Regions from separate parts of the Homo sapiens genome. Here all the other regions are linked to region 3. Evidence: chromatin contacts called from ENCODE Hi-C or POLR2A ChIA-PET data. All regions are on one chromosome and are shown on one strand. The core of a region is the stretch at or near the end of the contact, and the rest is flanking DNA. Distances in the headings are between cores, read along the strand shown.

Region 1 (3,313 bases), core at 224-2,723, 1.3 Mb before region 3:
TCCCTGCCAGCAGCCTGTGTGCCCAGAAGCCGAGCAGGCCCTGAGGGGGTCCTGGGGACTTCGGAGACTGGGGGCTTCCACCTCCAGCCTCTCCAGGGCTCCCGGCCGGGGCAGCAGAGGGTGTGCCCGGCCTCCCCGCCGGCATCCCGAGTACAGGGGGTACCAGCCACAGGTTCGGAGAACTTGTCCGGCGCTACACACCACGGCGCCCCCGCGGCGACTCTCGCGCTCCGGGGCTCTTACCTTGGCCGTGACTGCCGCCAGGCAGAGGGAGACACGGAAGAACAGGGTGGCGCGGCGGCGCCGCCGCCTACGAGGCGCAGGGGGTCCGGGTCAGGGTCCCGGCAGGCGCTGCCCTACTCGGAGCGGCGGTGCCAAGCACAGAGTTCGGGACTGCCCCCGGCTCCAAATGCCGCGGCGAGGGTCCGGGTCCCCCAAGCTGAGCACTGTCCCTTCTTCCTCTTCCTCCGGGGCCGCTGCCTGGAGCTGCTCCCGGCCCGGGGGACTCTTCCGAGCCAGGGGCGCCCCGCATGGGCAGGGGCCTGGGTCAGCCTCGGGTTGGGTCCAGGGAGCGACCGCCGGGGCCGACTCCACCTCCCGCGCTCCAAGCCGATTCGTCCCTTCAGGGCAGGGCCTGCCCGCGAACAGCCCGGCGAGACGAGCGCGGCCGCGCCCCCAGCTTCGGGCGCCCGGGCTCCGGCGCGGCGGCGGGGCAGGAGCAGACTGGCCGGGCCGGGCGCCGAACGCGGCGGCGCGGGGGGGGCTGCAACCGGCCGCGGCGCGCTCTCCCCCAGGGCCTGCGCCGCCCGCCCGCGGCTCCGCGGGAAAGAAGCGCCGGAAAAGGCCTCGCCCCGGCCTGGGGCGCGGGGCCGGGGGCGCGGGGCTAGGGGAGGCGCCCCGGGAAGGTCACGGGAGCGGAGGCGCGGCGAGTGGATCGCGGCGCGGTGGGTGCGGGGAGCCGAGGCGGGCGGCCCCCGCCGCCGGGAGCGCTCGCCGGCCTTGGCCGCCGCCGCCGCCTCCGAGATGCGCCGGCTTCCCGGAGCGCCCGGCGCTCGGAGCTGGGCGGCCGCTGCAGCCGCCGCGGGCAGCCGGGCGCCGCTGGCCGGAGCCGGCGCGCGATCCCCGCCTCCCGCGCCCGGCCAGGAGTGGGCCGCCGCGCGGGAACCGGCAGGGGCGGGCGCTGGGGTCCGGGCTCCGGGCTGGCCCCGCCGCCTCCGCGTGCCCAGAGCGCCGGACTCGCTCAGCAGCTGCAGTGACTGTGTGTCTGTGTCATGTCTGTGCAGCCGGGGGGGACCGCGAGCCGGGGCTGGGTTCCGAGCGGGGGCGGGGCCGGCGCCCGCGTCGGCGCCCGCCCCCGACCCCGTGACCGAGCGGCCGGCCAATGGCAAGCGCCGCAGCCGCGCGGACCGAGAGTTCGCCCCCGCACAGGCTCCGCCCCCCGGCGAGACTCCGCCCCGGTGCTTCTTCAGCTCGCTGGCTGGCAGGCAGGCGGAAGCAACACCCGGAGCCGGGATCCCGGGCCGGGTCGGGATGAAAGGGTGCAAGCTGGGAGCTCCCCGCCCTTCTTCCCCCAACCCCGGCGGCTCCCGGCCGCCTCGGGCTTGGCGTGCCTCGCGGAAAAAGGGGGAAGGGAAGCGGGACGGGCCCGCAGCTGCCGTGGTAGAGAGGCTCGCAGGCTTGCAGGACCATGCAGCCTGCTCCCCAAATTGCACAAAACAGCCGTCGTGAGAAGTAGGAAGTTTCCCCGCCTCGGGTCGCAGCTTCTCTCGGAGGTGGGCATGCTGTGGGGCAGCCGGAGTCTGTGAGGAGCCCCGCCGAAGGGCTCTGACGGCATCTTTCTGGGATCGGTATCCAAGAATCCTGTCCAAGGCTTCCTCTTCCTCTGAGGAAACTACATTTCTTTTTCCTCCACCCCAAACACACACCCCATGCACGCACAACACGCCCCTCCCCTGCTGATTTTATTCTCGCTCTTTCCCTCTTGGCATAAGAACCCGGCGCGCAACATCCCTTGAATGGACTTCCAGCCTCCCAGTTCTAGGGACCAGGGTGGGGGTACGGAGAGTCCTCCCGAGCCACAGGAGAAGTGGGTGAAATGGGTCGGGGCACAGGAGCGGGGGTGTGAGAATGGATGGAAGGAGGATGCCCTCGAGAGAAGACCCAGAGGAGGCGAAAGCAGAGAGGCAGGGAGAGAAAGAGGACGCCGAGAGCTGCACAACTCGGACTCGGAGACCGGAGCTCCGGGCGCGCGATCCAGCTCCCGGGTTTTTCCGCAGCTCGGTCCCAGGGCTTCTGGGGTCCCCTTCCCCCCGGGTCTCCACCTCTCCCCAGCCGGGCGGGCCGCCGGGTCTTTGCCTTCCCTCTGCGCGCCTCTCCGCTCTCCAGGACTCGAGCGAGGCAGCGGGAAGCCCACCCTAGTTCTTGGAAGGGGCAGGGGAAGGATGGGCTGGGGAGGGGGCGCGCGGGAAAGGGCCGCCGAGCTTGGGTTGCCCAGCTGACCCCACTCCTCGAGGTCGGGCTGGGGGGGTGGGGCGGCAAGGGCTTCGGAGGCTTGGCCCCTGCTTGGCTCCGGACCTGGCTCCCGCCTCGGTAACCACACTCTCGGCCTTTGGCTTTACCGAGCTGGGACCCTTCTCCCATCCCCCTTCCCTCCAGCCTCGTGAAACAACGACCCCCACCAGCAGCAGCAGCGCCCGCTTTGCCCCGGCTCCGGAGCGCTGTTTACCTAATCTCAGCGGCTGACCGAGCCCAGCAGAATGCGAAAGGGAGGCAGCGGTGGTACAGCAGCGTCCCCGGCGAAGAAGTAAAAGACGTTTGCTTTGGAGCTTCGGGATAAGTTAACTGCGAAGCTGGGGTCCTGCTGTCTTACCTCTGCGGCGATGAGCCTCACCGTGCACGTTGGCAGGCATAGCAGATTCTGTTTCTGATGCCATTACCGTGTCGGAGAAGAACATTATATGAAAAAATACTATCTAATATCCTAGAGACCATTAAAGTGTCAAAGTTTAATGCCAAGTCTTTTAGCTCGAAGGCTGCTCAGTTCTTCCTCTGACGTGCAGCTCTGTTCCAGAACGCGCTGAAAACAAGGGGATCATTTTTATTTTTTTGCCGCCCGAATGTCCTTCCTTCCTACTCTCTTCCTCCTCTCTCACCCCTACCCCCTCCCCGGAACCGGGTAAAGTTAAAGGGAGAATTTGTACTTTCTTTTTACGTTTTGCTTTGCTTCACTTCATTAGTGGTGTAAAATGCATTATTACAGCACATTAGCATATTAATAAAGGTAACGTGACTGAGGAAAGGAAAAGACCTGAAA
Region 2 (3,329 bases), core at 456-2,955, 2.0 Mb before region 3:
GTCAGGAGATCGAGACCATCCTGGCTAAAACGGTGAAACCCTGTCTCTACTAAAAATACAAAAAATTAGGTGGGCGTGGTGGCGGGCGCCTGTAGTCCCAGCTACTCGGGAGGCTGAGGCAGGAGAATGGTGTGAACCTGGGAAGCAGAGCTTGCAGTGAGCCGAGATCGCGCCACTACACTCCAGCCTGGGTGACAGAGCAAGACTCTGTCTCAAAAAAAAAAAAAAAAGACTATACGAATGTGTTACAACAAACCAATGACCAAATCCATTAAATATTCACAGTCAGAAACCCCACATTTTTGTGGCACCCCCATTACCTCCTTTTGGATATCACCAGTTATTTCTTGAAATTAAAGGACACTTCTTAAAAGGAGTTTTGTTAAATGAATGGAAACAAAGATCATGGTATATCCGACATTAGATCCTATGGGTCTGAAACCTCTTAGAATGCATATGGCAGATAAGTGACATTTCATAAACTTGAATGGCACTAAGCTGAATAATAAACCCTTAGGGTTAAAAAAAATGAGGAAAACGAAGTATATGAAGTACATGAAGATACGACTGTACAAGCCTCGCAGCTAAGCTGATTTCAGTATTGTATGGGAAGGCAGTAGCACATTTTAGTGGAAAGACAGGGGTTTTTGAAGCCAGCCAGATTTTGGTTCAAATTCTGGCATTCCATTAGCAGCCTGTGTGGTCTTGGGCAAGTCACATTAATTTCTCTGGGAGCTAGTTTTATTAGCTAAATAATGGGGATAATAATACCTCCCTTATTTTATAACATAGCTGTGAGGATCCATCATTGCCAACTACCATAGAAGTCTTGGTTCAATAAAGGGTAGTTCTTATTATCTCTACCAAGAGTGTGAAGGAGCTGTGTCTGAGAGGGGATTTGAATCACATTTCTTTCACTAACACAGAGCTCCCTAAAGGCCTGGTGACCACAAATGAAGCCTTAACTCAAAGACAGTAGAGTCTTTGAAAGGAACAGAATTAAAGTAGGGTCTGTCCTTTCATGATGGGGCACAAAGAGGCTATTAGTCAACTCAGCAAATATGTGCTCTGTAAATCAGCTCAACACATTCAGAGAGATCACTCTGAAGCAGCATGCTAAGTCAGGGTACAAGGGAGAGCTTAAAACTTAGTGTCTCTACCTGAGCCATGTAATCTAAGAAACAACCCAGGAGAAGCATTCAGAGAATCAATTACTATCCCCTAGAGTGGAACCCAGCTGTCTGAATATGATTATAGATCACCCAGGTCTATTTCAAATTAATTTTCAGGAAGTCCATGAGCATAGCAAGATTTGGCATATTTTAGGAGATTGCTGTCTGGACTGTGTGTGTTATTGGATGGATGTTGAAGGAAGAAGACTAGAAATCCAAGAATCTTCCTACATAGGTTCAAATTCTCTTGTCTGTCACTGTTTCATATCTGTTTCCTTCTTATTGGGAAAGGAAGTAGCATTGCAGGTTATGTGCCTTTGGATTCAAAGAAGTAGGATTTGATTTAAATTCTAGGTCTGCCATATATTAACCATGTGAATTTGGAGGAGTTACTTAATTACACAGAATGCATTCAGGTTCCCCAAGTAGAAATGTTAATATCCACTTTGCAGTTTTGCTCCAAGGGTTCGGTGAACTCATGCCTGCCAAAGGCTTCTGCACATAGTGGTTACTGAAAACATCTCAGTTCCCCTCCACACTGACTGTTAAGGGGACCAAATGAGGGAACCTTGTCCTTCCTCTCAACTGAAAGCCAAGATTAGTATTGGCTTATTTAAGCATGAAAACATCTGTGTGACACATTTAAAGGCCTGTTTTACCCCCCAGGGAATTGATGCAAAGAAATCAACATCTTTTGCAATTACCTCTGCCCAAATGGCTACAGCTCCCCACACATAAGCTGGGGCTGGCAGTGAACTGCTGCTCCCAGTGTAAGTTCTGGGAATGCAGGCTGCTGGCTCTGCGGACCTCAGCCTCCATTGGGTTGGCAGCCTCTCTGTTGAAGTTGGGCATCCGCCAATGTCTGAGCTCCAGCCTTCAGTGAGATTGGCTTACAGTGTAAGGCACCTGTCTTTGGGGAAATAGGATTTTCTCCTGTTGGTGTGAAGTATCAGTTTCTGGCCTTAATAAATTCACTGTACGTGAAGGTACATCATCTTCTAGTTTATGCCTATTGTGTAAAAATAATTAGCACCTTTCATTCTCAGAAGTGACCCGATTTAGATGACAAATTACATGGTCACCAGCTACGCCCATAAAAATGCAAGTGAAAGCAAGGTGGCTGGGCATGAGTCAGGGGCCAAGCAAAATTTTAAAAATAAAAAGGCTTTAGGGAATTAAAAATGGATTTTTAACATTGAGGAACCAGTGCTACCATCAGGTTTTCACTTGGCTCAAGTAGCTGGTAATGATTAATTCAAAACCTGTATCGGTATGTGTACATCTCCTAACAGTGGTCCTCTCTAGGGAAGGAGGAGAAATTAGTGAGTGCCTCTGTATCTGTGTATCTGTCTGTGTGTGCTTGTGTGTACACAGGGGAGAGAGAAAGTCAATGATATGCTGCTGGTAAATATTTAACAACTAGCTCTTGGGGATGGGGACAGAGGAATCACTGAACGTGGAAACTGGAAATATGCCCAAAAAGGCCTTGTGAGCATGTAGAAGCTGGCCTGGCACACCACTGAACAAATTGGACTTTGACATGTACTTTCAAAATTTTTGTTCTGCTTTATACATATATGTCACTTTTTATTTATAAATGCTTTGTATATAGGCTATATACTTGTATGCTCTGTCTACATATATATTTACATACATACATAAGCCTAGCTAGATCTATGCAAAAATTAGTCCTAATGGTAATTTTCCTAATTCTTGTATAAATTTCCGTGTAACATCCACTTGAGCATGTAACATCGTGAGTGATCTCACAAACCGGATTGCTATAGGGTCCCACATGACTACCAGGCCCAAGGATGGGATGTTCCCTTTACAATTGATTACCAGGATTTACCCTCCTAGCCCACATCTGGTAGAAGACAACATCTGGCTCCAGTGTTGAGAAAGATGCGGAATGGAAAACTTGAAGATGGTTTGAGTTAGAGACAGAGTGGGATCTAACTTCAGGCAAAAGGGGAAAAAAAAGGCTAAAGTTCAAATGATGAGAAAAATAGAATGGGGGAACAGAAAGTGTGAAGTTGCTGTTTATCCACTGCAATTTAGCTCTCTATGTCAAGGTGTGTCTCAGTAGCTTCCTGCAAGAGTGGGAGGGGAATGGGGAAGAAACAGTCTGTACTTTCATTTATTAAATGCAGCTTT
Region 3 (3,515 bases), core at 488-2,987:
TTTCTGTCACAACTGAAATCATCCTGACCAATGGATTTAGGGCTCTGAAGAACAAAAAGGAAATACATCATTAGGGCTCTTAAATGCCTCAAAGGGAAGCCTAACGTCAGGCAGGGTGTCCCAGAAATGCAATCTAACACCTTTTGGTGAAACTCATTGCCTGTCTTTTTGGTGAGTAGGATGGGAGCTGCGGAGAAAAAGGCCATGCTACTTTTATTAAGTATTTGCAGTTACATTTTGCAAATGATTTCAGCAACTTTATCTCAGGTGTTTTAACATCTCAGCATCTCACAGTTGTAAGAAACAGAATCAATCTTCTACTCAGTGCAGAGGGGGAGAGAGCATGATATAGCAAAAAGAGCACTGAACCAGAGTCTAACAATCTGGCTTTTCATCTTTATCTGATCACTGATTAGAGTGTGGTCTCAGACAAATCACCTTGCTTTTATTGGTCTCATGACTACCTCGTCTTCAAGCACTCACCCAACTCTGCAATGGAAAATACACTAGGACAGAGGTTCTTAATTTTTTATGGGGCCTGGGCCCTAGGAAAACACACACTGCACACATGATTTTACGTTGCATGGGGTTCACAACTCTAGAAGCCAATCTACATCTCTAACTTCTCTGCTTTACAGTAACACCAGCTTCTGCTTGAGCGCTCCTCCAGTGGGAGGGAGCTCACTACTCACAAGGAAGCCCATTGTACTACTGAACTGTACTAGAAAAATAAGTTATTCTTCATATATATATATATTTTTTGAGATGGAGTCTCACTCTGTCCCCCAGGCTGGAGTGCAGTGGCGCAATCTCGGCTCACTGCAATCTCCGCCTCCCGGGTTCAAGCGATTCTCCTGCCTCAGCCTCCTAAGTAGCTGGGATTACAGGCACGCGCCACCACGCCTGGCTAATTTTTTGTATTTTTAGTAGAGACGGGGTTTCACCACATTGGTCAGGCTGGTCTCGAACTCCTGACCTCAGGTGATCCACCCACCTCAGCCTCCCAAAGTGCTGGGATTACAGGCGTGAGCCACCGCCCCTGGCGTTCTTCTTCATATCAAACCAAGTTCTATACACTGTAATTTCTACTCATTGGTCGAAGTTCTCAATGGCAAATCAGAAAAATTGTGTTCTCGCCTGTATATGACATCTCTTCCTCTCTCTCTCTGAAGACTGTTTCTAACTAAAAAATGTAGATGATTCGCCATGCAAATTATTTTACTGTACATTGTTACAAAGATAAGTTCTTCACCTCACCCCTAATATGCCAAATGTTCAAATGTAGATGCTGAAGTCCAAATAAGCACACTGCTATTAATCTGCATAGATCTAGGTGTTGCAAAGAGGAGAACTGCTGTATAACAATATCTTGAAAGAAACAGCATAGTATTTTGGGGAAAGCACTGCATTCAGAATCAGAAGACTTGGAGTAATACTCGGTCTCACATTCCAACTACCTGTGTATCCTTGGGCACGTCACTTAACTTCTCTCAGCCTGGTTCTCTTCTGCAAAATGCGACAGGAATACAGTGAGGATTAAGTGAAATAATGTTTGTAAGCTTCTAGGGCAAGGCTGGGACATAGCAAATTCTCAATAAATAAGTGCCAGCTCCCGCGCTCAGCAGGCTCCGAGTTTTATTCGATGCGCTCGGCGCTCTTGGTCGAGCGGGATTCCCCCTCCGGAGCCCGAGTCTGCGCTCTGGGCTCGACTGAGGCTCCCTGGCCGCTCGCGCTTTTCTCTCCTTCTCCAAGATGGCGGCGATCGGCGGCGTTGAGGCGGGATCCGGGCGAGCCGAGTGAAGGTAGCGGCGAGCGGAGACCCCAGGAGACCGGGCTGGGCCCCCACCCTGAGGCGGCAGCAGCCCCGCCCCGTCGCCACCCGCCGCCCTGGGCCCGCGACATCACCTCTGGGGTGCCCCAGGCCCTTCGCGGCCTAGCCCAGGGGCCGAGCCGGGGACTGGAGTAGCGGCCGCAGCCGCCCCCAGGAAGGGGCTGGAGCGGGCAGAAGGAGGAGGGCGGGCGGGAGCTGTTCAAACGGGGAAGGCGGGAAAGCTGCGGGGCCGGGAGGGGGCGTGCGGCCGCCCCGGGGGCCTGCGGACCCGGGCCGCCCCTCCCCCTGCCCGGGCCGTCTCCGCCCTCGGGGGCGCCGTGAGGCCGCCGGAGACGCGGGAACCCGGGTTCAGGTCGAGCTGTGCGGCTCGGAACCCGCGATGCGGGGGTCCCTCGGGCTGTCAGGGGGAAAGGGCTCGTGGCCGCGGCCACGGGAGGGCTGGGGCTGCGGCTGGCAGGAGAAAGTACGAGGAGCTTTCTTCTTTTCCTCTTCACAGAGCTTTGTTGAGCTAGCTGTTGCCGCAAAACTGCCGGGAGAATCCCACTGGTTTGCCTTGGGGACCACAAAAATGGTGGTCCTGGGGGCTGTTTGTGTAAATCACCTGGTATTTTGTGTGTTTCTTGCGTGCAACCCGGCTTGGCCGTGCCTTCGTGGTGGGCGCCTTCTCCATGCAGGCCCATTTTCCCTCCACCAACTACTACTTGTAGATTCACTTTATAGCGTGCAAAAGCGGAGAAACATCTCTGTCCCCTCTTTTGGAGGGCTAAGCTGGTGGCTGATTATATTTCCTCCTAATAGAACAAAGTAAAAAACTGAATCCCAAATAAAGCCTGTTGATTGGACAAGGCTTCTCAAAATTCGATTGCTGGTCTTATGGAATGTGTGTTGTCAGCCAATCTGTGCGGTGGTCGTGGTTCCGCTTAATTGCACTGCAATGAGAGGATTCAATCCCCATCCCCGACTGTCGGGATCTCTGCAGCTTCCAGAGCTGGCAGGGGCTGGGAGTGCTGCCTAGGTAGGTCCCTGGAGAAGGGAGTGGCAAGAGGATTCGGAGTCACCGTGTTCGGAGATTGGAAGAAACCTGGACGAAGTTGAGAAGGCATCACTTGTCTGTATCGTAGAAGTAACAAGAAAATTTCAGAAATTGGCAACCGGCGGATGTGCATCTTCCTTTACCTGCACTGACTGGCATTTTGAGTTCTTGAAAGGAGTGGTTGGAAGAAGAGAATGCAGAATCTTGGACATGGCTCTCATCCTGGAACAGACCTGGAGTTCAGAATTTCTCTTACTGTCCGTGTGACGGGGCTTACTTTGTTTCCTTTTTTTCGATACTCATTTACATTATGGGGTGAAGAAGGTTGTTGATTGCAGGAGCTCAAGTTACCTCAAAAAAAGTCTGAAACCTGTTTTTTAACTGTAATTTGAAGTTTCAAAATGACAAAGTGCTATATCTGAGGACTTTTTCCTCCTGATTACTTTGGTCATCCCAAAGGCCTATGCCTGAACATAACTTGTATGCTTATCTACCAGGGAAAGAGCAACTCTGCCCCCTCCTTTTTCATATCCTGAAGAAAAGTCCCCGAAGAGCTATTTAACAATTTGTGCATTTCATAAGTATACATTTTTATGGTACCAGTTTTTTACTTGTATCAACAGTATGAAATAGTGAACTTTTACTTATGTT

Evidence for each region. A loop is a pair of places that touch in the nucleus more often than their neighbours do. ChIA-PET counts read pairs that join two places held with the same protein, here RNA polymerase II (POLR2A). Pooled maps may share reads with other maps.
Region 1: a loop to region 3 is called in a map with no recorded cell type, with 20 times the contacts of the local background. The contact joins the promoter of LARGE1-AS1 here to the promoter of HMGXB4 in region 3. A Hi-C loop is called at or near these places in 3 of 37 single-sample maps with no recorded cell type and 12 of 50 pooled maps. POLR2A ChIA-PET finds 5 or more read pairs at or near these places in 1 of 52 experiments (MCF 10A).
Region 2: a loop to region 3 is called in a pooled map, with 4 times the contacts of the local background. The contact joins the enhancer-like site here to the promoter of HMGXB4 in region 3. A Hi-C loop is called at or near these places in 2 of 50 pooled maps. POLR2A ChIA-PET finds 5 or more read pairs at or near these places in 2 of 52 experiments (MCF 10A and OCI-LY7).

Annotation. Positions count from the first base shown.
Region 1 is chr22:33,919,752-33,923,064 of GRCh38, forward strand. It overlaps LARGE1-AS1 (LARGE1 antisense RNA 1), which reads left to right and starts at 1,474. Exons shown (of 2, transcript XR_001755630.2): 1 at 1,474-1,772; 2 at 2,656-3,304. It overlaps LARGE1 (LARGE xylosyl- and glucuronyltransferase 1), which reads right to left and starts at 725. Exons shown (of 15, transcript NM_133642.5): 1 at 244-725. RefSeq lists silencers at 253-352, 623-772, 1,093-1,592.
Region 2 is chr22:33,269,791-33,273,119 of GRCh38, forward strand. It overlaps LARGE1 (LARGE xylosyl- and glucuronyltransferase 1), which reads right to left. Exons shown (of 15, transcript NM_133642.5): 15 at 2,719-3,329. Among named protein-coding and RNA genes, the nearest start is that of LARGE1-AS2, 110 kb to the left of the region's middle. Within about 2 kb of position 1,706, at least 9 of the 41 ENCODE cell types and tissues checked have a DNase peak (open chromatin) inside an H3K27ac peak, as active enhancers do; they include OCI-LY7, where a contact is called at or near this core.
Region 3 is chr22:35,255,756-35,259,270 of GRCh38, forward strand. HMGXB4 (HMG-box containing 4) reads left to right here and starts at 1,738. Exons shown (of 11, transcript NM_001003681.3): 1 at 1,738-1,802. It overlaps LOC105373017 (a long non-coding RNA gene), which reads right to left. Exons shown (of 4, transcript XR_938210.3): 1 at 2,433-3,515; 2 at 1,458-1,506. RefSeq lists an enhancer at 1,032-1,532 and a silencer at 1,798-2,297.